2 separate regions of the Homo sapiens genome follow, and region 2 is linked to region 1. The links are chromatin loops, found by intact Hi-C in ENCODE. Cell type or tissue: spleen. All regions are shown on one strand. Links, peaks and the distances in the headings refer to the core of each region. The heading gives the core; the rest is flanking DNA. Region 1 overlaps LINC03033 (long intergenic non-protein coding RNA 3033). Region 2 overlaps HIF1A (hypoxia inducible factor 1 subunit alpha).

Evidence for each region. Hi-C counts contacts between places; a loop is a spot of excess contacts. Peaks named below come from ENCODE experiments on the same cell type or tissue, not always from the same donor. Only the 100,000 strongest peaks of a DNase experiment are listed, where the experiment ranks them.
Region 2: a loop joins it to region 1, with 2.3 times the contacts of the local background. A loop is called at or near these places in 2 of 110 quality-filtered maps.

What each region holds. Positions count from the first base shown.
Region 1 is chr14:61,581,075-61,591,767 of GRCh38, reverse strand. All of the region lies in intron 1 of LINC03033 (long intergenic non-protein coding RNA 3033), which reads right to left. Among named protein-coding and RNA genes, the nearest start is that of LINC01303, 16 kb to the right of the region's middle. In spleen, for the core only: no CTCF peak of the experiment used is centred there; a DNase peak (open chromatin) is centred at 5,565; H3K27ac peaks cover 3,384 bases.
Region 2 is chr14:61,709,106-61,717,085 of GRCh38, reverse strand. The region is part of intron 1 of HIF1A (hypoxia inducible factor 1 subunit alpha); the gene reads right to left. It overlaps HIF1A-AS3 (HIF1A antisense RNA 3), which reads left to right. Exons shown (of 3, transcript NR_144368.1): 2 at 69-117; 3 at 1,258-1,528. Among named protein-coding and RNA genes, the nearest start is that of HIF1A-AS1, 17 kb to the right of the region's middle. In spleen, for the core only: no CTCF peak of the experiment used is centred there; no DNase peak of the experiment used is centred there; H3K27ac peaks cover 3,727 bases.

The sequences.
Region 1 (10,693 bases), core at 3,207-7,206:
TCTCCAAAGTGTCCCCCAGTCATTCTCTGACAACTACTTTTATTGTCTTTATAATGCCCGGTAATACCCGTGACTTTATTTTTAAATATATTTTTTAATTTTTAGTTCTGGGGTACATGTGCAGGATGTGCAGGTTTGTTACACAGGTAAACATGCGCCATAGTGGTTTATTGCACCTGTCGACTCATCACCTAGGTATTAAGCCCAGCATACATTAGCCATCTTTTCTAATACTCTCCCTCCCCCCACCCCATCCCCCAACAGGCCCCAGTGTTGTTCACTCATGTTGTCTGTGTCCCTCAATAAAATGTATACCCATGAGAACTATCCATGTCACGGCTCTGTCCCAAGTGCCTGAGTATGTTTCCCATTCAAAAAGTATTTGTTGAATGGATGAATAGACCTGAGGCAGCCTTCCAACAGGAGCACCTGCTTTCTTCCGGCATCATCTCTAGCCCTGCAAGAGGAGCTTCTGCTTAGATAGGAATGCTGAGAACCATCAGAATCTTTTCTCTGCAGGATTCCTGGCTGCCTTTAGACATAAGCCTGGCGCTCACATCTGGGCCATGGTGTGCTCCTGTTGAACATAATTTCCATAGAACACCAACATCAGATACAGCCGCTCTGTGACTGTAATGGAGCAAAAGAAAACAAGATGATCCCATAATCATGTCTAGACCCAGACAAAAATAAGAACATTGTCCGAACCACAAGAATGACCAAAGATGCTCCTTTCCTGGCTAATATGAGCAACTTCTGCTTCTTTATTAATTACACCTTTAGCCTCATCTCATTCCTTCTGCCTTCTAGGTAAGAATTATTAAGATACCCAGTCCTAGAATTACCTCTGCTTCCTGATAACATCCAAAATCCAGAGCAATCTCCCACTTCCCTGAATCCTCCCCAGTATCACCTAAGCCCAAATCCTACAAGAAGTCCTTTATCACATCCTCTTACTGAGCTGCCCCATGGCTCCCCGTGCTATCTGTGTGTTATTCCTCATTGCAACTAGTCCATAAACCCAACATTGTCTGACTTCAGTTCTCTAGCAGGAGGACTGGAGGACTGACTTCAGTTCTCTAGCAGGAGGATTGGCAAAGTGGACTGGAAGGCAGGCCCAACTTTTTTGCTATCTGTGAGGGAGAAATCCTAATTGGGCCAACTGGTCAGCTAGAAAATCCTGAACTGCTTTGCCAATGAAACAATAATACTGGATGCATCCGGGTGCACATTACCCAACTGGCACAAGACAGAGGCTGGTGGGGTTCCTGGTGGAGCTGCTTCCTTATAGGTGCATGGCAGGAAGGGGCCCAGCAGGTGCAGCTGTGGCCTGCCTGGCTGGCCTCAGAGGTGCCTCTGCCCAAGCCACAGCTGCTCCCCACTGCTAATCTATCCAAGTCAATCTCAACACAGTTCGAAAGCCCCTCCTGCTTGCACTCATTTCCTGTGCTTCTTACATTCCCCCTCAGACTCTTCTCCCTGCCTGAGCTAATCTTGTTGATCCCCCCACCACCTCCCGCCTCCACGCCGCCCCACAGCCTGCACCTCTGTCACAGGTCTGTGCATCTGCACCAGCGGGGGTCTGGCCTCTGGCCTCCGTCCGCTTTTAAAGCCTTGCTTGATGATTAACCCACATCTTCCCCAAAGGCTTCTTGGCTGAGCCCAGTTGGCTGCCCAAGTTGATAGCAGCTGCTGTCAACATTTACAAAGGGAGCTCCAGTGATGGTAGCTGACTGGGGTGATTTACGGGGTTTGGCCGTGGTGGGAGTGGGGTTCACATAATTCATCTCCACACGTAGAGCCTCAACTTCCCCAGGGCAGAGGTTTTTTTCTTTTCCCCCTGGGTTTTTGACCACTTCCTCCCCAGTACCCAGAAGCTGAAAAGCCAGTGCTCAGCACTCCAGAGGCTCAGTGCCCTATGAGAAGGCCAGTCAAGAAGAGACTGTCTCCTACAGGACTGGGGAATGATACCTGCTTCTCAGGTGATCAATGCCTGCCGCTGGCAGGAATTGTCAGGGATTCTAGAAGCATGTCCATTATCTTGATGGGCCCAAGTTGTTTGTTCCTAACTCTGAGCTTCATGGCTTTCTATCCACAAAATCTTGATCCTGGGATATTTTTATTTCTCAATCTAGACATCTGCCAGCCTGTCTGACTACTGCAGGGCCCAGCTCACTTTAGTTAGGGGTGACAGTTAATCTCTGATGTCTTTCTCATCAACCTCCTCAGGTAAACATGATGACTCTTTAGAGAGCAAGGTCAAAATTACATCCAAACAGATTTATATTAAAGGAGGGTATTGGGATAAAGGATGCTCTATTACCTTACAGAGAACCAGGTTAATCTAAATGCACAGACGTGGGGAAATGCCCAAGATAGGATGTTAAGTGAAAAAAGCAAAGGTTGCAAAATAATATACACATCATGAGCTTATGTTTATACGCATCTATTTGCATGATTTTTATGTACAGGAAGAGTTAAAAGGATATTTACCAAACTGTTCCATAGCAGTAGTTATGAAAGGGCTTTCAATATTTAACCTTTCTAAATAATTTCGATTCTTTTACAAAGTTATATTTGTTATTTTGCAATCACTCAAAAATAATTTTTTAAAAACAGGGATTTGGGATAGCAGCTCTTACTTTCATCCCATTTAATTATATTTTTAAAATCTACAAAAAATACACAATTTTGCTTCACCTTTTAAAACATACTACTTAAATGAGGCTTTATGTATATCTTCATTGTTTAAATGTTTATCATTTCCGATTTATTCTTTACTTTTTAAATATCTCAAAGCACTTTGGATGTCCCACAAGCTTCGTACTGATGCTGTCCTGTGGAAATCCGAGAAGGCATGATTCTAAACCCCTCAGAAAAACAGCTCCTTGGGGAAATGGTCGAGCGGCAGTTATTCATTGTATTCTTTCAACATACATTATTGAGTGCTACTGAGTACCAGGCTGTGTGCTTGATGCCAGGGCCTAAACAGTTGACAAAAAAGGAATTGCAATTTAAAGGAAACACTCTAGGCTCTTCGGGTGCCCTGGAGCCACAGGCTTGCCCCAACAGTGTAGGGTAGTGGGAACCCAGCACCTCTGCCTAATGGCCTCAGGAGCTTATGCCAGTTAGGGATTGGGTCAGATGCTAATAACAATTGCCAAAAATAACACAGGCTTAAGTAAGATAGTTTATTTTTCTTTCATTTAAACAAGCAAGTCTGGAGCTCGGCAGTCCAAGGTTGCTACAGCAAGTCACGGTCACCAGGGACCAGACTCCCCTTGCCTTTCTCAAGGTCACAAGTTGGTGCTAGAGCCTTAGCCGTCTTGTCTTCATTTCAGGCAAGAACCAGGAAGAAGAGGAAAGAGCTTAGAAACTCCAAGTAAATAGCCTATACCCCTTTTAAGAAGCTTTTTTGGAAGTCTGACCCAATGATCTGTTTCCATCTTATGGGCCATAGCTGCCTGCCAGGGAGACTGGAAAATAGAGACTTTTAGCCAGCCACACTGCCTGGCCATGTAAAGTTAAAAAGTGCCTTTTAAATACTAGGTGGGCAACCAGCAGTTCCTGCCCCAGGGTGATAGATGAAAAGGTGAGTTTTCAAAGATGAAGGCCTCAGACCTGGAGGGTATTTAGATTTGGAAGTAAAATGGTTCAAGAAGTGACATAAAGAAAGGAGGAGAGAGAAATTTATTCAACAAAGACTGATTGAGAGTCTAGGGTCTGCAGGTACTCCAGGTAACAAAGGGAAAGAAGACCCCACTCTTGGCCTCAAAGTCCAGTGGGGGTGGACATCTCACCAAATACTAAGGAATTAAATAAGATAATACTTGTAAAGCTTTCAAATGTCACCTCTCTTTTGAAGTCTTCCTCAAAGTTAGTCATTTTTTTGCTTAAGAATTCAACAGCACAGTTTTCATATCTAAATCCTAACAACTGGCTGGGGTTCTTTGTAATTTTATATGACTGTCACCCCCATTTTCCTTTGCTACCTGGAGTACCTGCACACTCTAGACTCTCCATCAGTCTTTGTTGAATAAATTTCTCTCTCCTTCTTTCTTTATGTCACCTCCTGAACCATTTTACTTCCAAATCTAAATACCCTCCAGGTCTGAGGGCTTCATCTTTGAAAAGTCACCTTTAGGCTCTGGTCTTCTCAGGCTTGAGACAGAGTGAAAAGAGCACATAGGACTGGCCTCAAGTCATCTGCTTTGTGCCTTATCTGCTGTGTGGCATTAGAATAATTGCTTACCCTCTCTGAACTGCAGTTTTCTTCTCTAGGAAGTGGGGATACTATTAGTGACCGTTCGTGTGATGTGAGGATTGAATGAATGAGTTCAGCATGTATCTGGCATGGAGCAGCACTCAGTAGACAGTAGCATCTTTGGTTTTCTTTTCTTGTTATAGTTTCCTTCCTACTCTAATAGAGCATGTCCAGACAAGTTAAAAGTAGTTAGCAATCTTTTGAGCTCTTCCTATGTGCCAGGTCTTCTTCTTCATTTAGTCCTGGCAATAGGACCTGAGGTAGTAGTACCTGAGGTAGGTACCACTGTAATCATCCCCATTCTACAGAGGAGGATACCGAGGCTCAGAGAATCACCCAGCTAGAGGACAGACGCAGGGCCGTAGTCTTCTGGCCACAGAGGTCATGCTTCTAACTGCTACACAACACTGCTTTTCATGTTGCACTTGGCAACTGTTAGCCTCAGCTTGTCTACCATGACTTCTTCCACTGTCCAGTCATTGACAATTTCCCTGGGTGCTCCAGAGCCCACATCACTCCAGGGATAGGCCAGGAGGAGTCTGGGTCAGTGTAAGAGCTTAAAAGTCCCCGCAGAACCCTGGCATCTACACACTCCCCAGAGAACGTTATAAAAAGTTCAGCTTCAGAGTATGAGAACAGCTGTGACCTCAGTCCAGTTGTCATCGTAAGAGGCACCCTTACCTTATGAGAATCCAGCCTCTGAAAAATTCAAAATTATATATATATATATAAATCAATGTGTGTGTGGGGGAGGATGATGTACATTACATAAAGATAATTCACTTTATAAAGTGAGTCACCCCGGGCTTCCTTTATTTAGCCATCTTTCCTTGTGCACTTACAGTGATTTAATTTTTTAAACATTCCATTTATATGAAACTTTACAGGGACATGTCTATTAAGCTAAGTGAGATACACCCATGTAATTTCATGAGCTTCATATTGCAAGGAAATTGCTACAAACCCTGTCTGAGAGAACCCTTTCCCTTGTATTTTTCTCTTCCAAATTTTCCCCTGAGGAAAACTTTTTGAATCCTATTATAGGAAGAACATCATTGAAAATCATTCAATTATCACAAAAGAAAGAAGTTAATTTTAGCTGTGCTGGGAGCTTCCACCAACCATTCCCATCCTTTTTTAGCACTGGAAAAGTACAGTTTCTTTTCCTAGAATTTTAAAACGTGGAGAGATCTGGGAATCAGTAGTTAAGGATCTGGCCGCCAGCCAGGGGCAGAATGCTGATGACATCACGGAACTTAGAGGCCAGTAAAGGAAGGGACTGTTCAGAGAGTTGGCCTTCCAAGCAAGGTTGGCCTTGGCTGTTCTGGGCACACTGTACCAGTGGGTGGATTAATGAGGTGCCTTCCTGACCAGGCTGCCAGTGATGGGGCAGAAAATCACCAGCAAGAAAAGGGCAGAAGGCAGAGAGGGAGGAAGGAGAACAGGGGTGAGAGTCTTTAAAACCTTGGAGAGAAGAGTGAAACCTATACTTTCATTACATCTTGTAGTAATTTAAAACCATGCTTGAATGTGAAACAGAATCTTTAGGATGCCAATGACTAGAAGCTACTCAATCACCAGCCTGAACTGAAAAAGAACAAGGAACCTAAGCATTTAAAGCCTTTTAGGAGTGGTCTTCTAGAGGAAACCAGAGCCTGCTGTGAGTTTACATTTCAGGAAAACCTGGCCTGGTGAAGCCTGCCCTGACTCATGCCTATGAGCTGGAGCTGATGTTCATTGCTCGGAAAGGTCGATGTTCCTTCTAAAGCAATGAAACACAGAGCTGGGACCCAGGACTGCTCAGAAATCCCCTGGAAGCTCTTCTGCACAACCCTGTACCTACCTACATCTTTTTCTTTAACTTATTTTTTTTTCTTTTAAAGATAGGTCTCCTTATTTTGTCTAGGCTGGATTCAGATTCCTGGACTCAAGCAATCCCATCCTCCTCATAGTAGGGACTATAGGTGTGCTGGCTTACCTAGGTCTTTAAATAGGGCCTGACTAGGGTGAGGCCAACAGGTGTATAGGGCATAAGATTTAAGGAGGTTCTCACTCTCAGGGCTGTGCAAGTGCAGGGTTGGCTCCTGAGAGTGGCCACCTCCTTAAATTTGCATGCTATACACTTGCCTGGCCTCACTCTCCCTGCCCTGCCTTTCTAACTCCCCATTTAGTAACTCCCAAATTCTAATTGGTTAGGGATGGGGTATGGATATTTTTAAATGCTCCTCAGATAATTCTAACGGGTAGCCAGGATGGGGAGCCACTGCTTTAAGTGAACAAGGGTTGGTGGTAAATTGAAAGAATCCAATTGAAAGCCAAGAATCAATCTTGACTTTATCTTTTTCTATTGTGTTAACTGGGGGAAACAATTCTTATCAAATTCATTTTGGTTCAGTCTGTTCACTAGCAGTCACAAAGGGTCCTGTACAGGGTTGCCAGATAAAAAACAGGACACCCAGTTGAACCGAATTTCAGATAAACAACAAATAATTTTTTAGACTTTTCTGAAATTCAAATTTAACTGGGGATCCTGTATTCTCGTTTGCTAAATCTGGCGACCCTCGTTTCACATGACAAGTCAAATGTGTGGATTTAACTGCATGGGGCAGCATTTCCTAGTTTGTACTACAGAACACACGCTGCAGTAGATATAATGTGTATTATACCAAGAAAAAAAATTTGAGTTTGGCAAACATTGGGTGAAACAAAGTTAACTGGGTTTTTTGACTGTAAAACTTCTCAGAGTCTTTGATATGCAAATGTTCAGTGACCCCTCAAGTTGGAGACTTGTGGAGTTCCCAAACTTACATAACGGGGGACATCTTACATAACTAATGTTCCAGTAAACTTACTGCAGAAAACACTACTGGGAGAGGAGGGGGTGCTATTGAAGGGTTTTAAACAGTCAAGTAACAAGATCAGACTAATGACTGAGGTAGATAATTCCACTTTCAGAAGTACCAACTTGAAAGGAACAAGCACAGAGCCCAGGCAGAAGGCTGTGTTATTTTAAGAGGGCTGCCATGACTAAGTGCCACAGACTGGAGCTTGAACAACAGAAGTGGATTGTCTCACAATCCTGGAATCTGGACTTGTGAGATCAACGTTTGTCACAAGGATTGGTTTCATTTTGAGGACTCCTTCCTAGGTTTGCAGATGGCCGGTTTCTCCCTGTCTTCACATGGTCTTCCCTCTCTGTGCATCTGTGTCCTACTTTCTTCTTATAAGGACATCATGATGGCTCACGCCTGTAATCCCGGCACTTTGGGACGCTGAGGCGGGTGGATCACGAGGTCAAGAGATTGAGACCATCCTGGCCAACATGGTGAAACCCTGTCTCTACTAAAAATACAAAAATTAGCTGGGTGTGGTAGTGCATGCCTGTAGTCTCAGCTACTCGGGAGGCTGAGGCAAGAGAATCGCTTGAACCCAGGAGGTGAAGGTTGCAGTGAGCCGAGATCGCACCACTGCACTCCAGCCTGGCAACAGAGTGAGACTCTGTCTCAAAAAAAAAAAAAAAAAAAAAAAAAAAAGGACATCAGTCATATCGGATTAGGGCCCAGCCATATGACCTAATTTTGCCTTAGTTACCCATTTAAAGGCCCTGTCTCCCAAAACAGTCACATTCTGAGGTGTGGAGAGGTTGTTGAGGGGATATAATTCAGCCCATAACAGAGAGCTTTATAATAAATCTACTGACAGATGATGGAGGTTGTGAATCAAGGCAGTGGGGATGGGGAGAAAGATTGAATCCCAGAAATATTAAAGAACCAGAAATCAAAGGACAGGGGAATTCATGAGACATGGTGAATGAGCAAAAGTAAAGCAGAGTTTCGAGCAAAGAGTAGCACTCAAATATTTTTGTTGCCATCCCTTTGCTGTTTCCCGAGTCTAGAATAGAATCATGTAACACAAATTCATGCTCATAATGCAGTGTTTGATTGAATTCATTTCTGGGATAGATGCATGAACAACACAATTATTAAATATTTCCTGGCTGGGTGTGGTGACTTATGCCTCTAATCCCAGAACTTTGGAAGGCGGAGGTGGGAGGACCACTTGAACCTAGGAGTTCGAGACCAGCCTGAGGAACATAGTGAGACCTGTCTCTACTAAAAATGCAAAAAATTAACTGGGTGTGGTGGCACGCACCTGCAGTCCCAGCTACTTGGGAAACTGAGGTGGGAGGATCACCTGAGCCCAGGAGGTTGAGGCTGCAGTGAGCCATGATCATGCCACTGCACTCCACCCTAGGTGACGGAGTGAGACTGTCTCAAAAAAAAAAAAAAAAAAAACACGTTTCCTATTTGCCAATATGTCCACTAATTTTTATATTGGGATGATTGACTAATCTCTGCATCATCTCTCTCCACTCTTGGAAAGAGATGTTGAGCATTATGGGAGTGCTCATCTGTGCCAGATTAACGCTGCTCCATTGGTCTCCAAGGAGAAAAAAGGCTTGGTGAAGAGTCTCTGACTTGGAAGCAATGCCTTGAACAGACCTGGCTCCCTTGGGGGCTGTGGTTTTCAGGCCCTAGTCCCTGTCTTCAATCTAAGAATTAGTCAAAATGCAGCCAATAACTTTTGGAAGTGGAACTCCTAGGCAAGTTTTGATAGTATTAAAAAATCACTGGGTGGGTTAGACAAATGGAAATGTAGCCATAGGACATTTTGAGCAGCAGCCTTCAGTTTTACATGTTCTACAAAACAAAAAGAAACTTTTGGTATTGCCAGAGTCAGGACCAAAGACCCACAGGTCAACATACCCTCCAAGCACCAGCCTTTGGGCTCTCTTTCTGGCCTCCTTTGGCCTGGGCACCTAGAATATCAACAGCTGGACCGCCATGGTATGAAGGGGGTATACTGGTAACACTCTAAAAATCTGCCAGAACTACCACAAGCTAGGACCTATCTTTGCTGAAGTGTGCAGAATTCTTGTTGATACAAGTGTTCTTTCAGTTAAAAGCCATAAATTCCTTCTGGTTTAACTAAGGAAGAAAAAATCAGTTGGGAGAACTTGGTTCTTTTCCTTTTTGTCTCCTGAGGATTGATGTATTGCTCAGCCTTTTGGCCTGTCCAACAAGTAAGGAAGGATGCTGGCCAAAGTGCAACCATTGTCTGTCATCTTTGACTCTTTGGAGTCTGTAATCTTCCATGGTTTCTTCCTCTCAGCTTACACTTGAAGTCTACTTCCTTCCAAAGATTTTCCCTTAACCAGTCATCTCATAGCACTTAATATTTTGCCTCATTGTAGAGCTGGAGGCTTGCCCTGAACTCCCTGTTCAAGTACTATCTCCTTGAAAGGCAGAAAGGAATTCCTCTGTGATCTCCCATGGCTCCTAGCACTTACCTTGATAATGGCAGACTGCACTGAACTGGTCCTGAATCGGATGCAGCATCTCTGCTCCAGCTGGGCCTGGTCTTAAAAACTACCCCCGGTACATGCAATGCTCAAAAATTACAAACGTGCTCTAGAGTTGACATCTTTTCTCCTTCAATCTAATTTAAATTTATCCCATAACAATTTAAGTCCATATCATACATTGTTTGCAAAAATGTCCAAAAATCATTCTCTTCCTTGCATCCATGCCCCTTTGCGATATGGTTTCCTAGCTCATCTCATCAAAGATAATTCTCCACCCCTTGAATGTGGGCTGACCATGATATCAGTTTTGATCAATACATCGAAGCAGGGGTGATGTGCCATTCCAAAGCCTAGGCCAGAAGAGGCCTTGTGATTTTTCTGTTATCTCTCTCTCAGAAATCTGCCCACTACCTACCATGTAAACAAGCTTAAGCTAGACTGCTAGATAGTGAGGGACCACACAGCCAAGTCAACCCTGTAACCCCTGTGGCCTCAGCCAACAGCCAGTTAATCCTCAGAAGCAGGGGTCCTTAGCTGGCCTGTAGCTGACCATGGGATGCATGAAAGCACCCAGGAGACCAGAAGAATGTGCAGCTGATCCACCCAAGGTTGCTGATTTGCAGAATCATGAGCTAAATAAATAGCTGCTGTTTTAAGCCACTAAGTTATAGGGTTGTTTGTTCTGCAGCAATGGTTAACTAACACACCATCCGAAATGTTCAGATATTTGAAGAATGTAAGAAACTTCCAGTCAATTCACAAGGCTTCTCAAATTTGTGCTTTGGTGCTCTAAACTCATAGCAATAAGAGAAAATAGAAAATAAAAAATAGTATCGCTAGCTCATGGATAAACATCTCTACAAACCAGAAATCTCCCGTGTTCCAAGATAAAAACAGGAGGGAGTCAGTGGGAGTTTAGTCTCTGCAAAGTAAAGGGAATTAAAGAGTTCCACCTGAGGCAGAGTATAAACGCCAATTACCACTTGAAGCCAAAGGTTTTGGGAGTGGATAACATCCCCACCTCGCCAGCTCGTGAAAAGAAGACTTAAAAATAATTGTCAAGT
Region 2 (7,980 bases), core at 359-4,358, 130 kb before region 1:
TTTCCACATGCAAATAAGGTCACTATATTTCTCTAAATTTTATAAATTGCATCTGTTTTGTTTTTAAGTACAGGTCAAGTGAAGTTCTTCTGCTGATATGTTCTGCTACTGCATAAGGTACTATATTTCAGTTAAGAGTACAGTTAAAACAGTTTGTTTACCCATTTCTACAACTGTTCTAGAACTAAAGTTGGAGTATACTACTGGCAAAATAGCTCAATCTTTGTGGTATTGTAGTTTTTACATGCTTACCATTTTATTATTTAACATACAGTATTAGACACAAAAGTAACAATTATATCTTGAAATTATTTTGTATAGGAAATATATTTAGAAAAATAATTTTGAGCCCGTCTTATTAAGCTTCTTGTGTACAAAGTTCATGAATAAGCAAGAGTTGTTTTATAGAGAATGTCTATTGTTCTTCAGATTAAGAACATAAAATATTTAGTGCTTTGTAGTAGGTCAGTAAAAATTAAAAAAAAATAAAAGGACACAAAATAATTGTAGGCATTTAAAGTCATCTTTTCGTATTGCACAAAAAGCCTGTTAGCATTCCTAATTGTAAAAATATGTGACTTCAAGAACTGAAGTTAAACCATAACTATTTAAAATGTGAGCAGATTATCAGATTTACTTCTAATAAAGTTAATGTACCTCAATTATGTTATTTGGTGAAATAACTCTTTCTGGCCTTGAAGGTACAAGTTGGTTTTTGTTGTTTTTGCACTTGCGTCAGTATTTCTACAGGACTGACATTCTGAAGTGAAATTTCATGATATAAAAAATGTGCTACTGAAATTTTTTAAAATACACAATAGCTTTCCAAATGGTTCTGTGCCCATTTTTGTCTCTGCCAGTTCATGAATGTGTATATCAATTCCCCCATGCACTCTGCAATATTATATATTACGCATCTTTTTAATCTTATTAATTTCTGCTGAGCTGATAGGTGAGAATTATATCTCATCATTTTAACTGCCCTGCACTTCTTAAAGTCTCAGGCCCAAGAAAAATGCAAAGAAAAGTTCATGTTCACTCTTCAGTTGGCATTTTTGCCTGCAGTTTTATTTTCATTTTATTTTAGAGACAGAGTCTTGCTCTGTCACCCAAGCTGGAGTACAGTGGCATGATCATAAGCTCACTGCAGCCTCGAAATCGTGGGCTCAAGCAATCCTCCCCCTCCCTACCTCAGCCTCCCAAGTAGCTACAGGCACACGCTACCATGCCCAACTAATTCTGTTAAATTTTTTGCAGAGACGGAATCTATGTTGCCTCGACTGGTCCTGAACTCCTGGGCTAAAGCGATCCTTCTGCCTTGGCCTCCCAAAGTGCGAGGATTATAGGTGTGAGCCACCCAACCTGGCCTTTGCCAGTATTTTTAAATCCAAACACCTATGCATGGTGCTTACTAATAACACAGTGGTATTCTAAACATTTTTCACCTATTATTTAATCTTTATTATTATCACCATGTTACAGATAAGGACCCTGGCTAAATAGCTTACCCAACATTACTCCGTTAATAAATGGTAGAACCTGTATTTCACTCAAGCAGTCTGGTGTCCACGCGATTAACACTAGACTATGTTGTCTCTCAAAAACTCATCCTGATTACCAAGGCAAGTATTTGTAAGTCTAGGCTATTATTATAAAGTTCGAAATTTGCCTACTTCACATGCCAAAGACATAAAGAAGGAATTATAGGAGTTGGCTTCAGAATTTAGGACTTGACCTAAGCTATTCAGAGAAACTCAGAACCAGGCTCTTTCTTGGAGTTTGCTTATAAATCCAAAATCCTAACTGAAAGGCACCTACAATGGTAATAGATGCTCTCTGCTCTACTGTCCAGCAGCTCTTCAAAGCAAGGTAATCCCTTCCGGTAATGCCAATCATTATGGCGAAAGAGTCAAAAGATGGTAATTCAGTCTATACTCCCAGTAGACTTTATTTGTACAGAGCAGCTATTTCAATATCTAAGTTCAACATTGTTGGTGTTTTACTTGCTCAACATTTGTCTAGCAGTCACAGAAACTGTTTTTTTTTTTCCTGAGACGGCATTTCACCCTTGTTGCCCAGACTGGAGTGCAATGGCGCGATCTCGGCTCACTGCAACCTCTGCCTCCTGGGTTCAAGCAATTCTCCTGCCTCAGCCTCCCGAGTAGCTGGGATTACAGGCGTGTGCCACCACGCCCAGCTAATTTTTGTATTCTTAGTAGAGATGGGGTTTCATTATGTTGGCCAGGCTGGTCTGGAACTCCTGACCTCAGGTGATCTGCCCACCTTGGCCTCCCAAAGTGTTCGGATTACAGGCGTTGAGCCACTGCGCCTGGCCCTTCCTTGTTGTTTGTACTCATTTTTAAAGTTATTCTAACTTGTATTAGGCCAAATTAATGAAGAAAGGCTTAAGTTTTTAAAATATTAAAAATATTTTAGATCTATACCTAAAGCTAACACACATACTATAATGATGCAGTCTCCTAACATGAGGTGATTTTCTGAAACTAACTGGTTTTTAAGTGGGAAGGGTTTTGTCCTCCAGAATTTTGTATAATGGTGGCATAAACACTGGAAGGTAACTCTCAAGGTCTAATCCTCAAGGTTTTTAATTCCATCATTTCCCACAGGAAAACAAATGGAAAATCCACCAAGTTCTTGGTTTGTATTTTGCAGCATATTTGAAGGAATTTTAGGAACTGAAATACCAGCAAACGAATAAACAAAAAGTATAACACCATCAGTACTTACTAAAACAACATCTCACATTTCCATAAGAGAATTCAGTTACTGTTCTTTTTCCTTAAATGGCTTTGAGCATTGTCTTGCTGTTTGCATAAGACTGTTTACTAACCTGAGTGTTTTCACAGATTTGGGAAGCTTAGATTTTTGAACGTTCCAGCAAACATTCAATTTGGTGTCAGCTTGACATTAAGATATACTCCTTACACACAGCTCTACTCTATATTTCACAATGTGCTCAGTTAATCTACTTTGATTCTATTTTTATAAATCTAAATAATCTCCTATTGTTTTGGAAAAAACTCTCCAACAGCTTTTTTCCCCCCTCTGCTCCCACACCACAGCAATCAACAACACAGAAGACAACTTCTGCAACCCTATCGGGAGAGGAGGGGTTCTCTCCACCACCAGGTGAGCAATCAGTTCTGCAGCGGACACCAACTGGGTGTCCTTCAATTCAATTCTAACACTATCTACCTGGAGACAGTGTCAGGTTGAGGGCTCAGTCCCCAAGACTGCCCCCTCAACAGGAGTTGCAAGTCTGGCCTCAGGAACTTCTGACTGACAGGCTTCAAAAGTTGGGATTCTCACAAACCCATCTTTGCTGGAGCAGCTCACAGAACTCAGGGAAACATGTTTACCAGTTTATAATAGAGGATATTAATAAGGATACACATGAAGAGATGTGTAGGGCGAGGTATGGGAGAAAGGATGCATCTATCAAGTACCATGCACTGTGCTAGGTACTAGAAATATAGTGAGAAGTAGAATAGCCTTTGAGCTTAAATGGCCTCCCACTCCTTAGTCTACTGAAATAGTCACCTAATGCTTTATTCCCAAATGCTTGTCTAGCTGCATCGTGAAGGACATTCAACATTTCAAATTCCTAGGCCTCACTGGGAATTTGAATCTGTAAATTCTGATTCAGTAGATCTAAGTCAGGATCCCAAAATCTGAGTTTTTAAAAACTTCCAAGATGCATATGATACGTAAGTTTGGGAACCACTAGCTGATCATTATTGCTAACCACTGTTACTCTGCTTTAATTTCTTTCTGAAACCATCACCATAAAGATCCTTCCGAAGTAAAGAAATTTGGCATTATGGCCTGATTAAAATCCCATTAAATGTACACAGGACAAGGTCTAATTATTTAAAAGGAAGCCCTCCCTTACCTAGTTCCCTGTCCACCTCTTTATCCTCATCATTTTCCACATTCTTCAGCCACACTGCAGTTACTCAAAAGCACCATAGTATTTCCTTTCTGGCTTGCTTACTCTACTCCTTCTGCCTGGGGTACCATTCCCAATATGTGGCTTGGTAAATTTATAAGAGAAACTTTTAAAGATTTAATTCAAACATCATTTTGTTTCTGTTTTTTTTTTTTTTCCTCTGGCTTCCAAAACTGGTCCTCTCTGGTAGAACTGATCACTCTAGTTATTTGGCTATATTAATCTTCCTTCACAATGCTTAAAGATTCTTGGGGGCAGGAAACTGTCACACATTCATCTTTGTCTTCTCAGTAGTGATGTGCGTAAGTTTGACTTTGACATATTTGCCCCAAATCTGCTATGACTTTGATTTCTGGCACAGGAAAAGCTGACTGCCCTTTCAACATTCTTTTTGGGAATCCCTGATTTGTGCTTTATTAGTGCTCCTAATCATAATTAACCAGCATATCAATGTTAGTACTATTAAATAAACATAATATTTGAATTTACTACAATTATCTGGATATGCATTTTCAAGTATAAGCAAGCATACTAGATATAAGTTACAGTGAAAATCTTATATTCTTTTGTCTCCCTGTTTCTTTGCACCCCTGTAATCTTTTTCTGTAACAGCAACTAGAATAATCCTTTTAACAAGAAATCAAGTCATATCACTCCTCTCTGCTTAAAATGGTTTTTGCCTCATTTAGAGTAAAAGCCAAAGCCCTTCCAATAGTCCATATGGGCCTCCACAATGGCCTCATTACCTCTTTGATCTCACCTTCTACCACTTTGCCCCCTTTGCTCATTCTGTTCTAACCATACTAGCCTCCTTACTGTTCTTAAAACACTTCAAACACATTGCCTCCTAGAGCCTTTGCACTAGTTGTTCCCCTTGCCTGGACTACTGCTACCCTAAATACCCACAAGGCTTGCTTCTCCACCTTTTTCAAGTCTTTGTCGCAGTCTCACCCTCATTGAGATTCCCTGATCACTGCCTCCATCTTGGTCCTCTTGCCCTGCTGTATTTTTATGAAAGCCTAAGTACATATCTTACTTGATTATTTTATTTTCTATCCCACCAATCCACACCTTCACTGGAAAGTAAGTTCCATAGAGGCGGAGACTTTTGTCTATTTTGTTCAATGAACATCCCAAGCACCTAGAACAGTTTCTGACACATAAGAAGTATTCAATTATGTGCTGGCTGAATGTATGAATTAATAAGTTGAGATTCGATCACTAGTTGAAGTATAAATATATATTTTTGCAAGAATAAATGCTACAGTAACTGATTATGACAGCTAATTCTGTGTACAAAAACAACCATTTATTTATCTAGCCAAGTTCCTGGCACAGAAAAGCAGCTTAGTAAATGTTAACAAATGAATCGTGGAATAAATGTGAACACAGGCAAACACAGGCATTAGCCACAAGGTAAACATCAGAGCCAGCAGAGCCAGCAGTGTCATCTTCCTGAAGTAGAAAAAAACAGCTATCAATTAAAACAATCACCCACCAGTATAACAATGAAGAGTATCACCATAAACCAAGGCAAATAAATGATCTTGCCAGGAAAGAGATTTAGAGGTGTAAAGAGAGAGCTGAGAAACTAGAAAGCCAATTTGCTGAAAAGAGGTTCAGTGTTTAAGATTAGTTCCCTTATCGCTTTCATCTACACTCATGTCTTTTACTGTTTTGTCCTAAGCAAATGTGGTCAGGAAAATGTGTGAGTTATAGTTAATGTTCTTAACCAATCAAATTACTAGCCGAGTGTAATGGTGCACTCCTGTAGTTCCAGATACTCAGGAGGCTGAGGCAGGAGGATTATTTGAGCCCAGGAGTTCAAGGCTGCAGTGAGCTGTGATTGTGCCACTGCACTCCAGACAGAGCAAGACACTGTCTCAAAAAAAAAAAAAAAAAAAAAAAGGAATACTTAAACATCTTTATCATCTTTATGTTTTCCGAACCCAGGCAGAAACAGGAGTTTACTAACTTTGGTTTCCACAGTCTTTTTCAAGAAAGTGCTGTCACGAAGTTTTCATTAAGTTGATACCTAATCCTATTGCCTTTTTTTTTTTTTTTTTTTGAGACAGAGTCTCGCACTGTTGCCCAAGGCTGAAGTACAGTGGTGCGATCTCCGCTCACTGCAACCTCCGCCTCCCAGGTTCAAGCGATTTTCCTGAGTAGCTGGGGTTACAGGCGCCTGCCACCACACCCGGCTAATTTTTTGTATTTTTACTAGAGATGGGGTTTCACTATGTTGGCCAGGCTGGTCTTGAACTCCTGACCTCTTGATCCGCCTGCCTCAGCCTCCCAAAGTGCTGGGATTACAGGCGTGAGCCACCGCGCCTGGCCAGCTTTGTTTTTTTAAGGAGGGTTACTTTTAGACAAGTATTTTATATGTATTATTGGAAGTATTATTAATAGGATCTGTTGTTACATTTTCTATCTAGTAATTGTTGCAAAACCAGAATACTTAAAACATCACATGTAATTTTTAAAAACCCTATCTCTACTTAATGGAAAAAATAGCAAAAACCTGACATTTCAAATTAAATATAAATTACATTTTCAAGACAGCTAGCAATCTATTATTTTATCTGGGAAAATATCTTCTGAATTCTAATCAATAAACTTTAAAAATAAACCTTTAGGATACCCACATGTTAGAGAATGTTATTGATGTATTCAAAAAATATTTCTTGATCATCTTCTATGAGTCTAACACTCTTCCCAGAACAGGACACGGTGCAATAAACAAAACAGACCAAGTCTCTACCTTCACGGAGGTTATCTTATGGAACAAATGTATTTTTACATTGCTTGTTGTTATCCAGCAATATTTTACCAGGGTCAATCCCTAACTGACAAAACACGTCACAGAAATTGTCTTTCCATTAAACCAGCTACCACAAAATTTCAGGATAAAAGCAAAGTCTACAAAAATTAATCTTTGCTTATACTAGATGCTACAATATAGTATTATATGAACAGAGCAGGCTATACAAAAAAAATTGAGTATGATTCCACTCCTGTGTGTAATGTATGTGTATAAATATAAACATATGTAGCTATACACACATATAACTCATAGATGCACAGATAAAACCAGAATACAGTGATATACAGTGTTAGCAAAGTTTACAAATATTAACTAGTTTCAAGATACCAGGATCACAAATTTTTTGTAATTTATTTTAACAAAAATTCACCATGAACTGACACTATCACTGTACCTGCATTTGTCAAAAAACTCTGAAAGAAGTAGTAATCTAACTTGAACTATCATATTTCTTTCCTACTGTATATCCTAAAGAAAAGTATAGACTGAACAGGCAATATAATTCAGTATCTTCAGTTTCTCATGCTAACCTAATTTTCAAATTTTGAAAATTCTGTATAATTAATTTGAAATTCAAAAAAACAGATGAAATGGTTTGTTTCTAAAGAAAAATGTTCAGAATGCATACACTTATTTTATTTTTGAAAGCAACTAAATTTCTTGGTTTAGATCATTATTATCTAAACGGCACAACAACATCTCTCTTAAATATCCATAATTAAAGAAAAGATGGATTTATTCACCTTCCAAACCTCACCAAAATGCTTACTTTAAATGTGATTTTCTAATGCAGTAAAATAAACGGGGAAAAGAATCACTGTTTTACATTGGAGGGTTCCTTCTGAAAATGAAATCTATATCACATCTGAAATAGCCATAATGTGTAAATTTTTCATTTACATGTTAATTTATTAAGTAGCTAATACTTTTCCATGTGTTTACATTAATGTGTATTGAAATATTACTTGTAAGAAGAATGTGCTTTTTGTTTTTAGATTATTCCTGACTAGTGATATAAATAAAATCTTTCCTGGTCCAGAATTGGTGTTGAGCCTCTCAACAAATCTTTGAGCCCTGATTATATATAAGGTATTGTGCCAGGTGCAGTGGCTCACGCCTGTAATCCCAGCACTTTGGGAGGCTGAGGTGGGCGGATCACCTGAGGTCGGGAGTTCGAGACCAGCCT